2 separate regions of the Homo sapiens genome follow, and region 1 is linked to region 2. The links are chromatin loops, found by intact Hi-C in ENCODE. Cell type or tissue: heart left ventricle. All regions are shown on one strand. Each heading gives the region's core, and the rest is flanking DNA. Links, peaks and the distances in the headings are about the cores only. Region 1 holds the start of LOC112268289 (a long non-coding RNA gene). Region 2 overlaps UFD1 (ubiquitin recognition factor in ER associated degradation 1).

Region 1 (11,395 bases), core at 1,609-9,608, 270 kb after region 2:
GCACCCGGACGTGGAAGGAGGTGAGCTGCGGGCAACTGCAGACGGCAGAGTGTGCTGGACAGGCACGCTCTCCGTGTCCTTTGCGTTCTGCTCGGTACTCTTCTGGGTGCCGGTCTCTTGCCCAGGCAGGGGTCTGAACCCTTGGGATTCTTAGAGTCTCTAGGCTAGTGTTTGTAGTTGGAACAGAGGCCCCAGAGAATCTGATGTGGAACCAGTTGGCCCCCAGAGGTAGCCTTAATAGCATGGAATTACCAGTATTATAAGTATTTTCATAACACTTTTAAATCATGTCACCTTATTTGCATAATCAGTGTAAATTTACATTATTGGTCCTTTGTGGCAAATTGGTAAATTGTCTGGAGGCTCTCTGATAATATCAGAATCCATCTTCAAGTAGAAAAAACTGAAGAAATATCCAAAACAGCATTGTTTAATGAAAGATTAAAATTAGCCTAAAGGTCTAATGTCAAGGCCTTTTGTTTGTTTGTTTGTTTTGTTTTTGTTTTTGAGATGGAGTCTAGCTCTGTCGCCCAGGCTGGAGTACAGTGACACGATCTCGGCTCACTGCAAGCTCTGCCTCCCGGGTTCACACCATTCTCCTGCCTCAGCTCCCCCAGTAGCTGGGACTACAGGCGCCCGCCACCACGCCCGGCTAATTTTTTTGTATTTTTTAGTAGAGTCGGGGTTTCACCATGTTAGCCAGGATGGTCTCTATCTCCTGACCTCATGATCCACCCACCTCAGCCTCCCAAAGTGCTGGGATTACAGGCATGAGCCACTGCGCCCGGCCAAGGCCTTTGTTAATGTATGCATTACAACTCTACCCTGCTGTTTAAGATGAATAGGCAGAGTTGCAGGAAAAGATGTTGCCAATATTATGCGAGGAATATATCATCATGCAGAATGTATGATGTAATTCCACTGTGTTTATGTGGGAAATTTGTCAGGGTGCTGGTGTATGCATCACACATAGGAAACAGTGGGCCAAAGATTATATCTCAAGTTAATGACACTGGCTTATGTGATTATTTTTGTACAGGGGAATTCTGCACTTCTCAAGGCTTGTTATCATTAAGTATACATACTGTACAGTGCAGAAAACAAAAGTAGTCTAAAAAACTATTAAAACAAGCTCCCCCGTGAAAACAACACTCAGATGAGATGCATTCTGATGGTCATTATTTTTTAGCCTTCCTTTTCAAACCCCAAACCTGAAATTCCAGCATGACTTTCCCGCCACCTGAACAAAACTCAGGGCCTACGAAGTAATGCACAAACTTTATTCTTTCCATGGTCTCAAGCACCCCCTTGGCCTGCAGATTACAAATGTCATATTTTTTCTCCCAGTCTTGTACAATTCATCATAGAGTTAGCTACTTGTTCAGAATCCAACTTAAAATACCCCACTGCTGGTATTTCTGCATTTGCAACTGTGTGCCTTGTAAGTCAGCTGCTGTGGTGCTGTGTCCTGTCTTGGGGACCCTCACGCTTGCCCTCCGTCCCCTAGGTGTGCTTTGCCTGCATGGATGGACAAGAGTTCCGCTTCGCACAGCTGTGTGGTCTTCACATCGTCATTCATGCAGATGAGCTGGAGGAGCTGATGTGCTATTACCAGGTGACCAGATGATCTCTGCTGGTAATGCAGATGACAAGTGATGCCTAAACACTCCACAGAGAGGCACGGTCATCCCCTTAGCTCGTGACCATCACAGTGTTGCATCTGCAAATATGAAGCATGGCCCTGAGGGGAAGATTCATGTGTTAGACAGTCATTTATGAACTAAATTCAATTGCCTTGTTAGCTATCCTCGACCTCATGGCTGGCTGGAATTTTGTGTTTTTTAAGTTCTCTCCATCCTCTTGTGTTATTGGGCCTTCAGAAGCCCAGTCAGTGGCTTGCATGACGGGAACAACCCTTGGAGGGTTGCTGAGAATACTGGGCTGGTGGTGGCAGAGCTCTAGTCCATAGCCTAGTTCCCCACAGTGTGCAGCCCCAGTAGTCTGTTTTTCAAGTGCCTTAGGGACAAAGCACAGGCAAGAGAGGGAACCCCACCTGGACCCTTTGGAAGGGTGGGGCCCTGTATGTTCATGCTGTAGGTAGGCTCTCTTGAGTGGTTGGTAGACAGTGATTTGTGTGTTTAGGGACCTGGGCTTCCACCTGTGGGATTCCTAGAGCCACATGACAACTCCAGGTATGGTTAGTCAAGGCAGACGAAGATGGGATCTGACTCTGCTCAGCAGTGTCACCATGGCCATGGAAATTGAGCCCCAAACCCCTCACTATGTGAGACGTTGTCTGGAGGGGCTCGCACCAGCGCCAGAGTGTCCAGATATTAGCTGGGTGTGATGGCTTTTCAATGAGAAATGCTTTCCCACCCCCAGAGAGGCGCCTGAGAAATGAACTGGAAAGCCAACAGGGAGGGTGATCAAGCAGTACAGGGCTGACAAAAGAACAATTTAGTCAGCAAATCTTTGAGTACTTACTGTGTGCTAGGCATTATTCTCAATAATTGTGTCAGTGAACAAAACAGAAAAGCCTCTATTTAATTGAACTGGCATTCAGCAAGGTTGGCAGGCAAGCAACAAACCTAATGAATAATTATATAGTGTGTTTGAAGGTGATCAGTTATAGAGGAAAATGGAGCCGGTTTGAGGGCATAGGAGTGCCTGGATGGAGTTTCATAAAGGGGCGGTCAAGGTAGCAGCAATTGAGGGGGTGACATTTGAGCAAAGACCTGAAGAAATGGAAGGATTTGGTCATGGGAACATTTGAGGGAAGGGTCAGTGGCCAGGCAAAGTCCTGAGGCAGAAGTGTGCTGTGTATTCAAGGAAGGGGCTGGAGCCAGAGATGGGGCAGAGAGGCTGACGGAGGGCCAGATCTCAGGCCGTTAGGAAGGTCACGGGCTGTACTTGGGATGGGTGCAGGGCTGTCGGGGGTAAAAGGATCATGGTGGCTCATGTGCTGAGACACATACTTGAGGAGTAGGGACAGGAGCCAGAAGAGCAGCTGGAGGCTGTTGCAGTGGTCTAGGCGAGAAGGGACAGTGACTCTGACTAGGGTGGTGGTGACAGGGTGAGAGGTGATCAGGCCATCAGGATTGGGTGTGTGCTTTGAATGAGCAGCCACCTTGATATGCTAATGCACTGATGTGGAGTGAGAGAGAAAAGCCCAGGATAACTCCATTTGGTTTTGGCTTGAATAAGTAGAAATAACGGAGTTATCACCAGTGGATGAGGGGAAGACTGAAGGTGCAGCACGGGAGGGAAGGACAAGAATTACTTTTTGGACACATGGTGCTAAGTCTTGAGCTGCCCGCTGGATGTTCAGGTGGGGGCATCATGTAGGCAGCTGGAGACAGATCTGGAGCTCCACAGAGGAGGGGCCTAGCTAGAGCAGTGAACCTGGAGTTGCTGACATATAGGTGATCCACATCCATCTATGTTTGCCTGCAGTCCCCTGGGGATGAGTGTAGGTGAAAAGACCAGACTGCCCAACAGGGGTGGGCTGAGGAGGGGAGCAGGAGCAGCCAGTACAGTGGGAAGAAAACCCAGAGAGTGTGCTGGCTCCTGGATGCACTGGAGAGGAGGGGCCGGTCAGCAGGGACAGGGCCTGCTGCTGAGCAGACAGCAGGATGGCAGGGCCAGGGGGCTGCTTGTGACCTGGAGCTTGGGAGAGACTCAGCCTGATGGTGGCTGGAGAGAACAGGGAGAGGAATGGGAATGGTTGTTGTGAGGAGTTTTTGCTGCAAAAGGAAGTAGAAAAAATGGGAGGTAGCTAGCAGGGACATCGGGTCAAGAGGGTGTTTAGGATAGGAGGATGAGCGGGATGCTTGCTGAACCCAGCTGTGGAGAGTGAAAATAAGGCAGAAGAGAAATGAGGAGTCACCGGAGCTGTGGCCTTGGTAGGCAAGCAGGTGGGATGGAGCTGCAGGCTGGGCAGGTTCCAGACAGGAGCACAGGCGGCGTGTCTGTAGCTGATTGGGGGGTGCAGATGCTGCCAGCAGACAAGTGTGCCACTGGGAAATGAGGTTAGTCTGAGAGTGGAGGGGGCACAGAAGGGTGTCCTCCTTGGGAAAACAAGAGGTGTGAGGCAGTCCTCTAGGTCGGACCCTCCCAGGGCTGTGGTCGTTAGAGTAAAGGGAAAGGGTCACATGGCTGGGTGTTTCTCCAGGCTTTCTGCATGCTGAGCAGGCTGTAACCAGACGTCTGGTCTTGTCCAGGGAGAGTGTCAGAGGCGTGTGGGGCTGAATGCAAGGGGCTGGCCATCATAATTAGGGACACAGTGAAACAACAGCCACGTGGCATCGTGAGTGGAGTTGAAGGTTTGTTGGAGCCAGGATCTCAGTAATGAGCTGTAGCAAGGGATTAAAACAAATCATTCCCAGACCCTGTTACCACCCACTTCCTATTTTTTTTTCTAATTCTTTAAATAAAATTGGCAATACTAATTTGCACTTACTAAACTTGAAAATTGTAGTGCAGTGTGCCACTGGTAATTGTCAGATGATCCAATAAGTTGCTAAGTAAATGGCATGATCTGTAGCACAGTATGTATACACGTTTTCTTCACACATGCCTCCTCGGGATCATTCCCAGTCACAAGCACAGTCCCTGCGGCGTGGGCATGGGCTGGAGGGTGGCTGCAGGAGGCATGCAATCACTCTGCCCCACGCGTGGCTGTTGGTCTGCTAGGATCGTGGCTACTTTGAGGAGCTGATCTTGCTGTTGGAAGCGGCCCTGGGCCTGGAGCGGGCCCACATGGGCATGTTCACTGAGCTGGCCATCCTCTACTCCAAATTCAAGCCACAGAAGATGCTGGAGCATCTGGAGCTTTTCTGGTCCCGTGTCAACATCCCAAAGGTACCGTGTACTCCTTGCAGTCTGGCAGCCGTGGCCACGTGCAGCACAAGCCGACCCTGACCTCCTTGTCCAGGTGCTGAGGGCTGCAGAGCAGGCACACCTGTGGGCTGAGCTGGTGTTCCTCTATGACAAGTACGAGGAGTATGACAATGCTGTGCTCACCATGATGAGCCACCCCACTGAGGCCTGGAAGGAGGGTCAGTTCAAGGACATCATTACCAAGGTAAGAGGGGATACAGAGCGCTGGCTCCTGCCAGCCTCTGCCAGGCCCTATTCTGGGTGCAGGGGAATGGGCAGGTGGGAGTGGAATGAGTACCAGCATGCCCCCATGCTGTGTGTGCGTTCACTTGTATGAGTCCACCACCCTCTGGGCAGATGGTAGTAATTCCATCTTTGAAGGGAACTGACACTTAAGAAGGGCAGGTGACCCGTCTAGCGATGCACAGCTGAGCTGCGGGCAGGGTCAGGCCAGCATGCAGCCGTGGCCCTGTGGCCCTGCCTGCCCGCCCCTCCCACCATACCACGCCCTTGTGGCCAGGCCTCAGTTCGTTCTTCCTTCTGCCCTGTCAGCTCAGGGCTCCCACCCCCACTTCCTGTGGTTATTGTTCACCATCGGACCTTTTTTTTTTTTAGTTCATGTCTCTCCCCAGCACCAGCGGCCTTACCTGTCTGGGAGTGGGCCTCCATCCTGTAGCCTAACTGGGCTAAACCGGGACCCGAGTTTCTCTGTCAGCAGCCACACTGTTGGGTGGTGTCGGGTTTGGGTGCCATGGTCAAGTGAGCCTTTGTTATTTTGTTTCCGGTCTCTTAGAGAGTTCAACCTCAGGACCCACCCCTCTCCAGCTCTGTATGTGAGTTTGGTGAAGGGGCTGGAATTCTTTATCCTCAGCCCCCATCCCTTTGCATTGGGTATCTGCGCTTTGTGCCATGGTCTTTGGGTAACTAACTTGTCACAGTCGGCTTGTGACTGGAGTGGCACAGCAGTGAGCTGTGGCCTCGCTCATGCACCTCTTTTCCACATGCGGCTACTGAGGGTGGGCGCGAGTGGCACGTGTGCTGCCAGGTGAGGCCTTCAGCCTCTGCCTTTCCTGGGAACTATTTGAAGGAACCCAGTATTGAGCACCAGGCCACAAGCCCGAGCTTCTTGTTGGAGGACATCCATGTTACTGGGCATGGTGGTACGTGAAAGTGGGGGCCTTTGATGGGGCGTCCCACCCTGAGCAGAGTCTGCAGGTTGCTGGAGGGAGTGCGGCCAGGTCATACCTTACTGTGGCCTGGCACACGTGGCTGCTGCCTTGTAGATTTGTCTGTGTGCTGGAAAATCCATACTTGATCAATCCTGTGTGTATTTTATTCACATTGTAACTCCTCTGATATTAGGGTGTTTTTAAAAATTGCTGAGCCGTGGTGGAAGTGGCCATGCTTTTGTTTCTTACTGGCATATAAAATAATAGCAGGACAGCTGAGACTCACTGTGTGGGAGAGCAGCATCTCTCATCTGGTGCCTGCAGGGCTGATGGCTGAGTCCAGTTCCTTGTGTGATTCATGATGCTTCTACTACACCCTGCCGTGTGGGAGACAGACACTGTCAGCTCAGGTGTGAAGGGGGTAGGAGGATACTCGCCAGTGCAGGGGTCCAATCAGATGGACGACATCCAATCTGTATTTGGGGCACACGATAGCAGGAATCCACTTAGCCATAGGGCTGGGCCAGCAGCAGCCTGAGCAGGGGAGCTTGCTAACTCACACGGGGGGCACCCCAGCTCAGCCATTCACTGTCTCTCTCCATGTGGGCTAGGGGTGTCACCGCTGTGAACCTCGTTATCCCATCCATACAATGGACATCATGTTTCCTCCCGACCAAGTGGTCCATGGCAGGTGCCTGGCATCCGGTGGGCGCTTCTTTCAGGTTGTGCAGCACAGCACGCCAACCAGCTATCCTGGAGCTTGTGGCGGAATCTCAGCTTCAGTTTTCTCTTCTTTTTTTGTTTTATTATTATTTTTCTTGAAACGGAGTCTCACTCTGTCACTCAGGCTGGAGTGCAGTGGCGCGATCTTGGCTCACTGCAACCTCCGCCTCCCAGCCTCGAGCGATTCTCCTGCCTCAGCCTCCAGAGTAGCTGGGATTACAGGTGCCTGCCACCACGCCCGGCTCATTTTTGTATTTTTAATAGATACAGGGTTTTACCATGTTGGGCAGGCTGTTCTCAAACTCCTGACCTCAGGTGATCTTGAGAGGTGACGCCACCTGGACTTCTTGGGTCGGGTGGGGACTTGGAGAAATTTTGTGTCCAGCTAAAGGATTGTAAGTACACCAATCAGCACTCTGCATCTAGCTAAAGGATTGTAAATGCACCAATCAGCACTCTGTAAAAAACGTACCAATCAGCACTCTGTAAAATGGGCCAATCAGCACTCTGTAGAATGGACCAATTAGCGCTCTGTAAAATGGGCCAATCAGCAGGATGTGGGTGGGGCCAAATAAGGGAATAAAAGCTGGCCATGCGAGCCAGCAGTGCAACCTGTTCGGGTCTTTTTCCATGTTGTGGGAGCTTTGTTCTTTTGCTTTTCACAATCAGTCTTGCTGCTGCTCACTCATTGAGTCTGCACTAGGTTTAAAAGCTGTAACACTCACTGCGAAGGTCTGGAGCTTCATTTGTGAAGTCAGCCAGATCACGAACCCACCAGAAGGAAGAAACTCACACCTCTCAACATCTGAAGGAACAAACTCTGGACACAACATCTTTAAGAGCTGTAACACTCACCATGAGGGTCTGTGGCTTCATTCTTGAAGTCAGTGAGACCAAGAACCCACCGGAAGGAATAAATTACAGACACAATCCGCCTGCCTTGGCCTCCCAAAGTGCTGGGATTACAGGCGTGAGCCACCACGCCCAGCCTTCAGTTTTCCCTTGTATAAAACAGGGATACTACCATGTCTTCTGGGGTGCTGGCTGTCCTTGCTGACCATGCTAGTGGGCACGGGCCTGCCAGTGCTCCATGTCCTGGCGCGTGGCTAGTGGACTCACCCCATCCTGTCTTTCAGCTTGGATCTGGAGGACGCTCCAGAGGGGCCCCGCCGCTCCATTCCTCCTGTAGTGCAGAGGGCTCCAGATCCCAGCAGCTGAGCCCAACAGAGATGTGTGTCCCTGCAGGCCTCAACACCAGAGGAACTGGGTGGGAACATGGCAGTTATACTCCACCTTAAACGGCATTCCGGCCATGCTGCATGGACCTGTTGAAAGGGCCAAGAGTGCACATGGTACCAGGTGTCCCACAAGGGAAGCTAGGACTGCTGGTGCCCCACTTCAAGTCTGTCCACTCGCGTGATACCTGCAAGAGTCTCTGAAATGGGCTTGTCCTTGGATGGTTCCTCTCCTTCACGGGAGGCCTGAGGAGCCTTGTGGTTGGTGGGGAAGCAGGTGGGGCTTTGAGGAGGTGATTCGCCACAGAAGATGAACTTGAGTCCCTACCCTTCTCTTCAGCCCCACATCACATCCTGACTGCTCTCTGCTTCTTCAGTGTCTAGTTGAGGCCCCCATGTCCTGGCCCTGCTGCTGAGTAAAGGGCCAGCCTAGAAGGCTGACAGGTGCTAGAGCTCCAATAGGAGTGGACCCACAGTGGCCTGTGGCAGAGTCTGGGGGCCCACCAGTGCCATAGGTGAAGCTTTGTGATGCGGCCAGTTCACCGTTTTGCTCTGAATCCATGGTGGCGGGTACTAGGGACCCTGCTGCCTGTCTGGGTCAGAATCTCTGGTGACAGTGAGTGCTCTAGCACAAAAGGAAAAGAGAAGGAGAAAGAAGACACCCTGAAGTGGCCAGTAAGCCATAGTGGGACCATTAGACCCCTTTTAGTCAGAAGACCCCATCGGGCCCCACATTTTTGCCAGGTCACCCAAACCCAGCAGTGCTGGAGGCTCCAGTGGTGATCACCCTGGGATCCCAGCATGACTTTAGCTCCAGCTGTGCCCTGTGCACATCCCGGGACCCCCACACTCACGCAGACACATTCATCACCACTGTCTTGGTTCATGCCCATCTGGCTTGCATGCTCCCTGAACAGAGCTGTGTCCAGGCCCTGGACATCGATGCCACAGTCAGCAAGCCACCAAATGACATCGCCAGGGCTGGGCGCGGTGGCTCACGCCTGTAATCCCAGCACTTTGGGAGGCTGAGGTGGGGAGATCACGAGGTCAGGAGATCGAGACCATCCTGGCTAACACGGTGAAACCCCGGCTCTACTAAAAATACAAAAAATTAGCCGGGCATGGTGGCAGCTGCCTGTAGTCCCAGCTACTCAGGAGGCTGAGGCAGGAGAATGGCATGAACCCAGGAGGCAGAGCTTGCAGTGAGCAGAGATCGCACCACTGCACTCCAGCCTGGGCGACAGAGTGAGACTCCGTCTCAAAAAAAAAAAAAAAAAAAAGATGACATCGCCCAGCAAGAGAATGGTGGCAGACCAGTGGGGAAAGTGCTAAGAGACACAGCAGCCTGGCCAAATCTCGAGACCCAGGAGCACAGGCACAGGGTCCACCCAGAGTGGTCCACTCTCTGCATGGGCTGGCCTTCAGGTCTCACCCAGGGTCTGAGCACCACAGTGTTTCAGCTCAAAAGCTCTGGTGATGTCACAGGACATGCTGTCCACTTGGTTATGGCTCAGGCTGAGGCCTCCAAGGAAAGCTGGAGTAATCTTGCTTGGATGGAAACATACTCTGTTGTTTGGTTTTGCTGTGGGGCTTCATTCTGACTGATTACACTTCATTCATTCAGCCGATACTGAGTGATCGTGGACCCTGCATCAGATACTGGTCTAGGTGCTGGGTTGAGGCAGGAAACCCTGAGGCTGGCCTCTTAAGAAAAATGCTCAGTGTGTCAGTGCTGGGGGACAAAATACCTCAGGGATGAGAGGAGGCACCTTCACAGGCCATTGAGTCTTATAGGGGGTAGTCATGGCAGGCCTCAGTAGTAAAGTGTCATTTGAGCAAAAACTGGAAGGAGCCCTGGGGTATCTGGAGACAGCGGCAGGGACTGACCCTCAGCTTTGCTCACCACAGGTTGCCAACGTCGAGCTCTGTTACAGAGCCCTGCAGTTCTATTTGGATTACAAACCACTGCTCATCAATGACCTGCTGCTGGTGCTTTCACCCCGGCTGGACCACACCTGGACAGTCAGTTTCTTTTCAAAGGTGAGTCAACCAAAACCCCAGGTAGAAGAGTGTATTGGGCTAGCTCTAACAAAGTCATCTGAATGATAGCACCTTTATAAAGAGTTTTTGAAATGACCCCCAGCTGACTTGAAGATTCACCAGTGTATCAAAGTGTTTTAGGTTTCAGATACAGGAATACCTCCCGTATCATGCTTCATTTTATTGTGCTTCTCAAATTCTGTGTTTTTTTAAAGATTAGCCGTTTGTGGCCGGGTGCGGTGGCTCACGCCTGTAATCCCAGCACTTTGGGAGGCCGAGGCGGGCGGATCACGAGGTCAGGAGATCGAGACCACCCTGGCTACCACGGTGAAACCCCGTCTCTACTAAAAATACAAAAATTAGCTGGGCGTGGTGGTGGGCACCTGTAGTCCCAGCTGCTTGGGAGGCTGAGGCAGGAGAATGGCGTGAACCCGGGAGGCACAGCTAGCAGTGAGCCAAGATCGTGCCACTGCACTCCAGCCTGGGTGACAGTGTGAGACTCTGTCTCAAAAGAAAAAAAAAAAAAAAGATTGGAGGTTTGTAACCCTGCATTGAGAAAGTCGATTAGCACCATTTTTCCAACAGCATGTGCCCACTTCATGTCCCTGTGTCACATTTTAGGATTTCTCACAATATTTCAAATTTTGTCATTATATATGTTATGGTGATCTGTGATCAGTGATCTTTTTTTTTTTTTTTTTTTTTTTGAGACAGTCTTGCTCTGTTGCCCAGGTGGGAGTGCAGTGGCATGGTCATACCTCACTGCAACCTTGAACTCCTGGCCTCAAGCAATCTTCCCGCCTTGGCCTCCTCCAGTGCTGGGATTATAGGCTTGAGCCAGTGCACACAACCAGCAATCTTTGATGTTACTATTGTAATTGTTTTGGGATGCCACAAACCATGCCCCTATAAGAAGGGAAACTTAATGGATAAATGTTGTATGTGTTCTGACTGCTCCGCTGACTGGCCGTGCCCTGGTCCCTCTTCCTTTCCTTGGGCCTCCCTATTCCCTGAGACACAACAGCATTGGAATTAGGCTAATTAATGGCCGGGAATGGTGGCTTATGCCTGTAATCCCAACACTTTGGGAGGCCAAGGTGGGTGGATGACCAAGGCAGGCGGATCACCCGAGGTCAGGAGTTCGAGACTAGCCTGGCCAACATGGTGAAACCCCGTCTCTACTAAAAATACAAAAATTAGCCAGACGTGGTGACAGGCACCTGTAGTCCCAGCTACTTGGGAGGCTGAGGCAGGAGAATCGCTTGAACCCGGGAGGTTGCAGTGAGCCGAGATTGCACCACAGCACTCCAGCCTGGGCAACAGAGAGACTCCATCTCAAAAAAAACAATA
Region 2 (11,395 bases), core at 1,790-9,789:
GAGTGCATGGGGTCCTCTGCAAGCCTATCCATAGGGCCCACCACTCAGGCTTCACTCATGGCCTAGGCACGGCTTCCCAGGCACAGCCTCGGCCTCAGCATGCCTCTCCCTCCTCATGAGCTCCCTCTCATTTGTGACACAGCCCTCAGCCCCCTTTTCCCTTGGCTGTTAAAGTCACCTTCTCACTGCCACTCCCGATGAAACATTCTTGAAGGGATGTGATACCTGGGATTTGCTTCAGGGCATCTAATGTGGCTTGGGACTGGGTGTGAGGTAGTGCTGATCGATGGACTGAGCCACGACGTGAGCACTGTCCAACTGTCAGGGCTCGGTGCGTGGGAGCTCTCTTCTACGGCTCTTTCTACTGATGTATATGTCTGACACCCCTTTTAAGACGGTTTCAAATAAGACAAGCAAAATTTCATTGCAAGAGACATAGAGCTTCTGACCTGAGTCTGGACTCCCTGCACACCCAGTACTCATGGGCATTGTTTATCTCTTTCCGTCTCACTTCTCAGCCGTCGTCTACCTGGCTGGGTTGTTTAATAGAGACATGTGGAGGCTTTGTCAGATTTTTATAACCTCCTTAGCAGAGACCTCTGGGGTCTGTCACCATCTTGCAGCCTCAGCTGTGGTGGGCCATTCCATTGCCAGGTCAGCCTTGCCTTGTGCTGCTTTTGTCCTACCTCAGGTGCAGCCCTACTTGACGCAGGGCCTTATAATTTGCTTGTGGGACAGCTTGGAAGTACAGTGAGTGACTATTCCAGGAAAATGCTCTGCCCCTGGGAAGCCTGGAGCTAGTGAGTAATCCGGGCAGCCCTGCAGAGATGCGTTCACACTGTGAGCTATACAGCTTCAGTAGCACCCCTTTATTGGCCTTCTTCCTTCCACATCACTTGATTTTTCCCTCCTTCCTGACATAGTATCACGAATTACTTATCTTGGCTCAGGTTCCTCTTCCAAGGACCCAAGTAAGACGGGCCTGCCCAGTGTATAGGGAGCAGTGGTTGTGGAGGCTGCTTCATCTCTAGGAGTCTCATGTAGCCTCTTCTTCCTTTCAGATGATGCAGAACTTACTCTTGGAAGAAGGCGGCCTGGTCCAGGTGGAGAGCGTCAACCTTCAAGTGGCCACCTACTCCAAATTCCAACCTCAGAGCCCTGACTTCCTGGACATCACCAACCCCAAAGCCGTGTATCTTTTTCAAATAAGCGGAGTTCTTCTAGACAAAGGAGAGTGTGCTGGCGGTTGTTAAACATCATGTACTGTATTGAATCTGTGCCTGCTTTGGGGATCACACATTTGTGATTCAAGTTGTGATTTGAGAATAATGGGGTTCAGCTAGCACATCTGCGTGGCCCTGGCCAAGTGCACTGGGTGCTGTCTGGGCCACCTCTGTCACTTTCCAGACACTTCATGGAGACCACAATGAAGCCCTTCTTTCAGTTGGTCTGTGTCACCTGGCACAAAGCCAGGATGCACAGTATGTCCAGTGGAAGGAGGGAGCAGCTTATCTGCCTTCAGCTCCAGCCCCTTCTGTGGCTCCCTAGTACCTCCGCCCAGCTGTGCACTGGCCCGTCAACCTCACTGCATGCCAGCCTGAGAGCTGATTCACTCCAGGCCAATAGGTAGCAATGACTGCAGTTTCTATGTCACCAAGCAGAAAGCAAAGGTATCAGGTTCTAGTGGATTCTTTTTGTTCACCTCTGAACTTAAGCCAGGTGTATGTGTTGACAGCATCAGGAAGTAGGCAGTGCAGGTACGGGACGGTGCTGTGTGCACCAATCAAGATCTCTAGCTCCATGGCCCTGATTTTTCCTGTTACGATCATGGCATAAGAGTGGCCACTCCATTCTACTTCTTTTTTTTTATTTTTTTTTAATGCATACTTGAAAAAAAAAACAAACAGTCAAACAACACAGACAGATAGGAAGTTAAGAAAAGCTGCCTCCTTTCCCAGTAGCGCTCTCTCCGCATGTTTTCTTAGGAGCAAGGCACTGCTGGGTGTGCTCTGGATGCATATGGGCCATGTATATTCTTTGCTGCCTATGTTCTGGACACGATGGCCTTGTTGAGCCTCCTGTCCCACAGGCAGGGGGATGTCCTATGGGAAGAGCTAGTTAACTTGTCCTTCAGAGCTCTGACCTAGACATGCTTGTTTGGCTGTCAGTGACCAGGAATGGGCCATGCCCATTTTCTCAGGGTTTTTACATGTGTTGCAATGCAGACTTTTTTTTGAGACGGAGTCTCACTCTGCTGCTCAGGTTGGAGTGCAGTGGCACGGTCTCAGCTCACTGCAAACTCTGCCTCCCAGATTCAAGTGATTCTCCTGCCTCAGCCTCCTGAGTAGCTGGGATTACAGGTGTGCACCACCACACCCGGCTAATTTTTGTATTTTTAGTAGAGACGGAGTTTCACCATGTTGCCTAAGCTGGTCTCGAACTCCTGACCTCAGGTGCTCCACCTGCCTCAGCCTCCCAAAGTGCTGGGATTACGTGCATGAGCCACCGCGCCCTGCCCCAATGCAGACTTATCAGGTTGATCTCAGATGCTGTTTTGTCAGCACAATTAACTTGTTAGTGTGTGGAGAAAGGGCGTCACTTCCATCAGTTGAGAGCCTGGTGTTTTCTGGTCTGGCTGAGGTCTGGATGAAAGCAGTCTTGGCACCGAGCAGAGAAAGTGGGAAGCTGGTGCTGCAGCAGGTGCCAGAGTACGCAGAGGCCATATGGGGAGCCCGCCCTGCCTGCAGAGGCCTCGTGTTCTCAGCCTGAGGGCTCTGGCTCTGCTCCTCCAGCTGCTGCAGTGGAAGTCAGAGAAGATGCCCTGGCAGGGTCACTAGAGGAGTGGAGGGAAGGGCACTTCGTACCGTGGCACTTCATATTTGGGAGCAAAGAAAGCATCCACCACATAAGGCGCTTTTCACAAAGTTGCTCTGGTTCTGGAAAGCTGTTTGACCAAGCGAGGTGAACCTAGATAGCCTCACCCTTTCACCCTCAAGTTGGACTCACAGTGGCAGGCTCTGGAGCCACATTTCATGTGACCTTTTTATGTAAAGTCCTTCAGCAAATTGATGAGGAAGACATGGCAAAATATTCCACATGAATAGACATTTCCTTGTGTGGGCATTTGGGTTCTACAGTTTTACTGTTATAAAAAGTATTTGCTGGTTTCTTTATTTTAATTTCTATTAACTAAAGTTATCAGCTCAAAAGATAGAAACAACAGAAGTATAAATGAAAGCATCTTTGATTTTGAGGAACTTTTGAGAGGACCTATCTGACTCATTAAATCTTTTTTGTTCTTTAGTACTCCCACAGGATTTTTTAAAATCCCATGGTATAATTTGTATACAATAAAATGCACACAGTTCAGCCAGTTTGAAAATGTATACACCCATGTAATCAGAACATTTCCATGTCCCCAAAAGGTCCTTTCCTGTCAGTCCCCACCTGATCCCCTGGCCCAGAAACCTCTCAGCTACCTCCCATCCTCATAGATCTGTCTTTCTCAGGGTTCCATGTGGATGGAATCTCACTGCCCTTTTGTGGTTGGTTATTTCCCCTTCCCCCAGCTTGGCATTTGTTACCCCAGCTTGGCATTTCATCCATATTATTGCATATTAGGAGTTCCATCCTTCTTTATTGCCAAGTAGTACTTTATTGTATTAAAAGCTTCGTGTTTCAAGTACCATCATGGTACAGTCTCTACCTACCAGTAATCATCTAACATGGAAACTTGTTTCAGATTAAGGTATCCATCTTGCCATGTTGCCTTGACAGAATGTGTCTGCAGATTAGAAAACGCACTTAGGAACTTTGCCTGTCTGACCACCGGGGATGTGATTGCCATCAACTATAATGAAAAGGTGAGCCCAGTTCATGCAGGTCATTCCTGACAAGAGCCACCTGCAGTGTCCATTCTAATGTTTGAATGGGGCTTCTTTTTAAGCAGCGTATGCCTGGATCTTATCACCTAATTACTGCCTACTGTTTGGTTATTAAGTTTTCCCGGGTTCATATTTAGAGCCCTAATTCATTTGGTAACTCTGTTTTGAGGATAGATTGCATTTACAGGGGAACATTGATAGACTTATTAGTCATACCTCTGTGTACCTTGGTGGCAAGGCTGCTGGTTCTGTCTTGGTTTGAAAGGTCCCCACTGCACCTCTAATCTGAGCTAAGCCCTTTGCAGGGCTGTGGAGACACAATAACAACCCTGCTGGGTCCTTGTCCTTGGGATACCTGCCCCACAGAAGCTGACAGGCCCTTCAGTGGGGCCAAGTGCTGTGTGGCATCTGAGAAGCAAAGCCTGGCTCTGCCTTAGGGCAACACCTCCTAGGCTCACCTCTCCTCCTGGGAGCCCACATCCTCCTCCACCTCCTGTTTTCTTCAGCTTCCGTTTTCACTTAGCAGCTTCTCTAGGCTTGACCTTTCTGACACAAGTCTCTCAGGTCTGAATGCCTCTGTTTTCATCCCTGATTTTATGCTGTTTAGGTGTCTGGATCTAGACAATTTAACTGTAAAGTGAAATGACAGGACTTAGTCCAAAATTCAAGAAAGCATTCACTTTCCTATTACCTATGGGAATATGCCTGCAGGAGGATGTAATAGTTGGCAATCCTGCCATCAGGCTGTCCCACCACAGGCATGGAGCACAGTAATATGGGTGCCCCTGTTCACTGTGACTGTTGACAATTGACCCTCCCACAGAGCTGTTGCCAGGGCTAGCCTTAGTGTTCGGGAGTGACCACAGCCTGGCTTGGCTGGGCTTTCCCTGAAGCTAGCACTTAGCTCCTTCACAGCACTCTCTGGTCCCTTCGGGGACTGGGCCGTCACAGCTGTGTCACAGCTGCCTGTGGTTTAGCCAGTTACTCCCTTGGTGTCAGTGCAGGGATCCAGCTTATTCTCTGGCAGTTTCCTCATATTTGAGGCATCTGACCTTATTTTTCAGTTCCTTGGGTTTCGAATCACACTTTCTTTTTTCCTTTTAATAAACTAAGAAATAATCTTGTTCCCTTTAGCTTTGTGGAGAACATTTTAGGTATCGTTTACCTTAACTGAATACTCTAAGCTTTTATAATTAATTACAGGCAGTTTAATGTTATTGTTTTTAATGTTAAGGTAGTAATACTACATATAACTCCTAAACTGATGATAAAGGATAGTACTGATACTTTGCACTCTAAGGGAGGGTACATTATATAAGAGTGTATGTAAAATTGAAACACAGGTTTGAACTTCCACTTTTAGAAGTAGGGAAAACTAGATCCTCTAATGGGCCCTTCTGATTAATGTACTGTTGTGCTTATAGAGAATTTTAAACACTCTAAGCTGGGTTGCCCTGAGGGCAGATGGCCATATCAGTGCTCTAGTGGGAGATCTGAGTCAGAGATCAGGATTGAACGGGAACCCTTAAAAGCAGTAAAATATACACAGAGGTGGGTGTTGTCATTGTCTCAGGAGAAATAAACAGATCCTCTCTGGAAAAAGCACTCCAGTTTAGTTACGTCTTTGGGATTGCTGTCAATTGAACAAGCAAAGAACACATAATTAAACTACACCAAAGCAGAGACAATAAAAATTAGATCCCTAAGGAAATCAGCATTAGAATTTCTAGATACAAATGTAAAATAATTAGATATAAAATGTTCAAAGATATTTTTTAAAATGGAATTATAATAGCGAGCAACAAAAGGCTATCAAAAATAACCAGAAAGATTTGAAAAACAATGTTAAACAACAGCTATAAAAGAGTTAATGAAAGATGAATCTGAAGAAATAACAGAATTTCACACAGAGGAGCAAGGGGATGGAACATATGAGAGCTTGAGATGTTGAAGACACTGAGAAAGTCAAACATGCCCATTGCAATCCCAGTAGGAAAGAATGGAGGAATTGCAATAATCTGAAGAGATGGTAACTGAAATTGATTTAGAATTGGTGGTCAGCCCATCATGACAGGAAATTTATAATGTATAACAAACAGAATAAGCTACAGGTAGAAAATACCAAATACAGAGAGGTAAGCAGGGAGAAAACACAGTACCTTCAGAAGAACAGCAAGTAGCAGGTCTTTGAATAGCAACAGTTACAGCCAGTATCAAGTAACTATCATCAAAACCTTCCTTAAAGAATAAGGGCAAAGTGAAAATATTTTCAGATGAACCAAATCTGAGAGAGGTTATTTACCAATGGAATTTTAAAAGCATGTACTTTAGGAATAAGCATTATCCTAGAAGGAAAGCAAGAAGGAATAGGGAATAAATAAATTGGCAAATATGAATCCAGGGTAAATGTTGCCATATAAAGCAGTAATAATGTTTAATGTATGAAGCTTAAAAAATGACATCTAAAATGTTGGAAAAGAGTAAGTCTTTAGACTTACTCTCTTTTTTTTTGAGAGAGTCTCTCTTTGTCTCACCCTGGCTGGAGTGCAGTGGCGCGATCTTGGCTCACTGCAGCTACCACCTCCTGGGTTCGAGCAATTCTCCTGTCTCATCTCAGCCACCTGAGTAGCTGGGACTACAGGCATGTGCCACCACTTGCGGCTACTTTTGTATTTTTAGTAGAGACGAGGTTTCACCATGTTGGCCAGGCTGGTCTCGAACTCCTGACCTCAGGTGAGCCATCAGCCTCAGCCTCCCAAAGTGCTGGGATTATAGATGTGAGCCACCGCGCCTGGCCTAGACTTACTCTCTTGAGAGAGTTGTTTAGAATTAAAGTGTTCTCTGTTTACAATTCAATAAAGTTAATAAAAAAGATAGCTGAAGCTGGGTGTGGTAGCTCACACCTGTAATCCCAGCAATTTGGGAGGCTGAGGTGGGTGGATCACTTAAGTCCAGGAGTTTGAGACCAGACTGGGCAACATGGCAAAACCCCATCTCGACAAAAAATACAAAAATTAGCTGGGCATGGTGGCATGCACCTGTAGTCCCAGCTACCTGGGAGGCTGAAGTGGGAGGATCACTTGAGTCCGGGAGGCAGAAGTTGCAGTGAACAGTGACCGTGCCACTGCACTCTAGCCTAGGTGATAAAGCAAGACCTTGCCTCAAACAAAAAAAAAGCAAACCCTGAAAAGTCTACATGCATATTGAATGTTTAAAAACAAATAAAATGAATTAGATAAAGCAAATATCTTGAAAGATAAAACTGTGAAAAATTTTATACTAAGAAATGAGCCAACTTATTTGACATTGATAAATTATTTCCTAGAGAAAAGTGTAATTGAAGTTTGACTAAAGAAAAAAAAAAACAAACAGCCTAAATAATTGTATAGCCAGTCAAGTAATTCAATCAGAAAAATCTTAATCCAGGAAACACAGGCCCAGATGGTTATATATGCAAGTTCTTCCTCACACTCAAGCAATAAATTGCTCTTAGATATTCTAAAAATAGAGAAAGAACATATCCCCCAACTCATTCTCTGAGGTCGGCATAACCTTGATCACCAAAACCACACAAGGATAGGAGAAAGGTAAACTACAGATCATTGTCACTTGATACAGATACATAGATTGTAGATAAAATATTGACAAAAGAATCTGGTCATATATAAGGAAGATTCTATACGGCAGCTGAGTGTAATAAAGCTCCAGTAGTTAAGACACCATATGGCATTGGTTCTGGAGTAGACAAGTAGGCCAGTGGAAGAAAGCTTTATATACAAAGAATCTTGGTCCACCACTGAGGCAGCATTGATGTCACCAGGCAAAGGAGATACTGGGGTTGCGGAATCTGGGATATTGACTATTCCTAAGATGAAAAAACAAATTGAGTTCCTAACTCATACCATAGTCAAAAATAAATTGCAGATGAATGGGTAAATAATATGTGGTACACACATACAATGTAATATTATTCAACATTAAAAAGGAAGGGAATTCTGACACATGCTACCACATGGATGAACATTCTGCTCAGTGAAATAAACCAGATGCAGACAGACAAATACTACATTCCGCTTACATGAGTACTTAGAGTAGTCAAACTCATGGGAGACAGAAAGTAGAATCACCTGGACACCGTGGTTCACACCTGGCATCCCAGCACTTTGGGAGGCCAAGGTTGGAGGATTGTTTGAGCCCAGGAGTTTGAGAGTAGCCTGGGTAACATAGTGTGATCCTGTCACTACAAAAAATTAATGAAAAAATTTTAAAATTAGCTGGGCGTAGTGGCATGTGCCTAGTTACAGCTATTCAGGAGGCTGAGGCGGGAGGATCAGTTGAGTCTGCAGTGAGCCAGGGTCAAGGCACTGCACTCCAGCCTGGGGGACTGAGCAAGACCCTGCCTCAAGGGAAAAAAAAAAAAAAAAAGAATGGTGGTTGCCAGGGCCTCGAGGAAGCAGGAATCAAAAGTGAATGTTTAGAAACGTATAGTAATTTGGCATTGTCATAACCTCCACACACATGGCCACAGAACCAGTACTTGTCTTGGTGAGCTCTGGGCGTCTGGTGTGTGTTGTGTCTTGCTTCTGTGCAGGAGGACCACATGGCAGTCCAGCAGACTGCACATTTTTAAAAACTAGGTCTTCCCAGGTAGTTTGAGGAGCACCAACCTAGAAAATTGGTCCCATAGTTTAAAAAAAAAGTATTTAATATTATGCCAATACATAAAAGTAAATGGAAAATGTCACAGGAATATTTATCCTTACTAAATGCAATAGTACTTCTAGGGTACTGTCTTCCAATTCTTTCCTTTTCAGTTCTGCTTGCAGCCCTGTTGGTTTTATGACCCACTGATTATTTGTGGCCTTTTGAAAACATGAAAACGGTAGAGAAGCATGAGCCAAGCCCTAGGAGACATGTTTGAATGTTTATAGTAGTGTCATTAACACAGCAAAATGATTGGAAACAGGCCGGATGCTCAGTGGATAAGTGGTAGTATATCCACACAATGACAGATCCTTTTTTTATTCCTTATCTATTCAATAATTATGACACTTTTAAAAGTAGATTTGGCCCTGCTTAGGTTTTTTTTTTAAATGGTGGGACTATCCAGACTTTTTAAAATGGTTGTAAAAGCAAGACATACTGGCCGGGCATGGTGGCCCATGCCTGTAATCCCAGCACTTTGGGAGGCTGAGGCGGGTGGATCACAACGTCAGGAGTTCAAGACCAGCCTGGCCAACATAGTGAAACACCATCTCTACTAAAAACACAAAAATTAGCTGGGTGTGGTGGCACGCACCTGTAGTCCCAGTTACTTGGGAGGCTGAGGCAAGAGAATCGCTGGAACCCGGGAGGCGGAGGTTGCAGTGAGCCAAGACCATACCATTGCACTCCAGCTTGGGTGCCAGAGCGAGCCTCCATCTCGAAAAAAAAAAAAAAAAAAAAGCAAGACAGACTTTAGATAAAAGCAAAGAACCTGAAATGATGCAGGAAAAAGTAGATAGGGCCACTTTTAATTTCTATGCTTCTGGAGTTTGTTTGTTTGCTTGTTTGTTTGTTTGTTTTTGACACAGAGTCTCGCTCTGTTGCCCAGGCTGGAGTGCAGTGGCCCGATCTCAGCTTACTGCAAGCTCCACCTCCTGGGTTCACACCATTCTCCTGCCTCAGCCTCCCGAATAGCTGGGACTACAGGCACCTGCCACCACTCCCAGCTAATTTTTTGTATTTTTTAGTAGAGACGGGTCTTCACCATGTTAGCAAGGATGGTCTCATTTGCCTGACCTCGTGATCTGCCCTCCTCGGCCTCCCAAAGTGCTGGGATTACAGGCGTGAGCCACCACGCACGGCCCTGCTTCTGGACATTTTTTATGTGCCTTTTTTACATAGGTGAGGTCATCTTAGACACAAGCAACATGACTGGTTTTACAATTATTTTCCTGTTGGCTGCGTAGCATACCATTGTATAACTGTAAATTTACATATGAAGAAATATAATTCAGCTGCATTTTGAGTATACAGACAGTCCCTGACCATGGTTCTACCTAGAATTTTTCAACTTTATTATGATGCAAACATGATACACATTCAGTAAAAACCATACTTTGAATACCTATACAACCATTCTGTTTTTGATCTTCAGTACAGTATTCAATAAATTACATGAGTTATTCAACATTTTATTATAAAATAAGCTTTATAGTAGATGATTTTGCCCAACTGTAGGCTAATGTATGTGTTCTGAGAATGGTTAAGGCAGGCTGCACTATGATGTTTGGTAGGTTAGGAATATTAATACATTTTTAACTTATAAGTTTATGGGACTTGGTTCCATCATAAGTCAAGGAGCATCTGTACAGTGGTATTAGTGACGTTGGTATGAGCATTCTTAGAATTTTCTCATTGGGTATAGCTAGTTATTTACTTAGAATAAATTTCGAAGGCCGAGTGCGGTGGCTTATGTCTGTAATCCCAGTTCTTTGTGTGGCCGAGGTGGGCGGATCACCTGAGGTCAGGAGTTCGAGACCAGCCTGGCCAACATGGTGAAACCCCATCTCTACAACAATACAAAAATTAGCCAGGTGTAGTGGCACATGCCTATAGTCCCAGCTACTAGGGAGGCTGAGGCAGGAGAAGTGCTTGAACCCTGGAGGCGGAGGTTGCAGTGAGCCAAGATCGCACCACTGCACTCCAGCCTGGGCGATAGAGCGAGATTCTGTCTAAAAATAAATAAATAAAATAAATAGTAAAGTTCCAGAAGTGAACTTTCCAGGTTAAAGGTTGTTAGTGTCTTTTGCAGTTAGCTGTATAACTACCTTGTCTAATTTGAACCATATCTGGGGAACAGCATCTCTTCAGCGATGGGCACAGGGCAGCCTGTCCCTTATGGCAGTGTTGTCACAGCAAGAAGTGCAGCTGTAGGTTGTGTCATGGGCATGAATGCTGTGTCATTCGCAGGAGCCAGTAGAGCCACAGTAACATGGACAGCGACAGCTCCAGTGCTGCCAGGAAACCATCCAACTGATTTCTGTGTTTGCCCCACAGATCTACGAACTGCGTGTGATGGAGACCAAACCCGACAAGGCAGTGTCCATCATTGAGTGTGACATGAACGTGAGTGGCTCTGTCCAGTTACAGTGAGCCTGGGCCCTGGGAGGATGGGCAGTTGGTGACCACTGCAGGCCAGGGTGTCAGGAGGGCATCAAACAGCCCCTGGGACTCTGGGTAAAGAGGAGGAAGATGCTGTCAGAACATCATGAGGAGACTGTGACCTTGTGATCTATCTCAGGGCCAGTTGGGGCAACAGAGTTTGCTGCCAGTGCTGCCATGGTTAGCTCTGACCCGTTGAGGAGTGAATATTCTTTTTTTTTTTGAGACTTAGTTTCACTCCTGTTGCCCAGGCTGGAGTGCAGTGGTGCGATCTTGGCTCACTACAACCTCCACCTCCCAGGTTCAAGCGATTCTCCTGCCTCAGCCTCCCGAGTAGCTGGGATTACAGGCATGTGCCACCAGGC

Evidence for each region. A loop is a pair of places that touch in the nucleus more often than their neighbours do. Peaks named below come from ENCODE experiments on the same cell type or tissue, not always from the same donor. Only the 100,000 strongest peaks of a DNase experiment are listed, where the experiment ranks them.
Region 1: it touches region 2 in a loop (2.5-fold over the local background); 9 of 110 quality-filtered maps call a loop at or near these places.

Annotation. Positions count from the first base shown.
Region 1 is chr22:19,189,954-19,201,348 of GRCh38, reverse strand. CLTCL1 (clathrin heavy chain like 1) reads left to right here. Exons shown (of 33, transcript NM_007098.4): 23 at 1-20; 24 at 1,508-1,615; 25 at 4,693-4,860; 26 at 4,934-5,083; 27 at 9,914-10,045. It overlaps LOC112268289 (a long non-coding RNA gene), which reads right to left and starts at 4,705. Exons shown (of 2, transcript XR_002958736.2): 1 at 4,460-4,705; 2 at 1,260-1,741. In heart left ventricle, for the core only: no CTCF peak of the experiment used is centred there; no DNase peak of the experiment used is centred there.
Region 2 is chr22:19,457,670-19,469,064 of GRCh38, reverse strand. UFD1 (ubiquitin recognition factor in ER associated degradation 1) reads left to right here. Exons shown (of 12, transcript NM_005659.7): 5 at 1,062-1,192; 6 at 3,791-3,863; 7 at 10,926-10,994. Among named protein-coding and RNA genes, the nearest start is that of C22orf39, 16 kb to the right of the region's middle. In heart left ventricle, for the core only: no CTCF peak of the experiment used is centred there; a DNase peak (open chromatin) is centred at 4,794.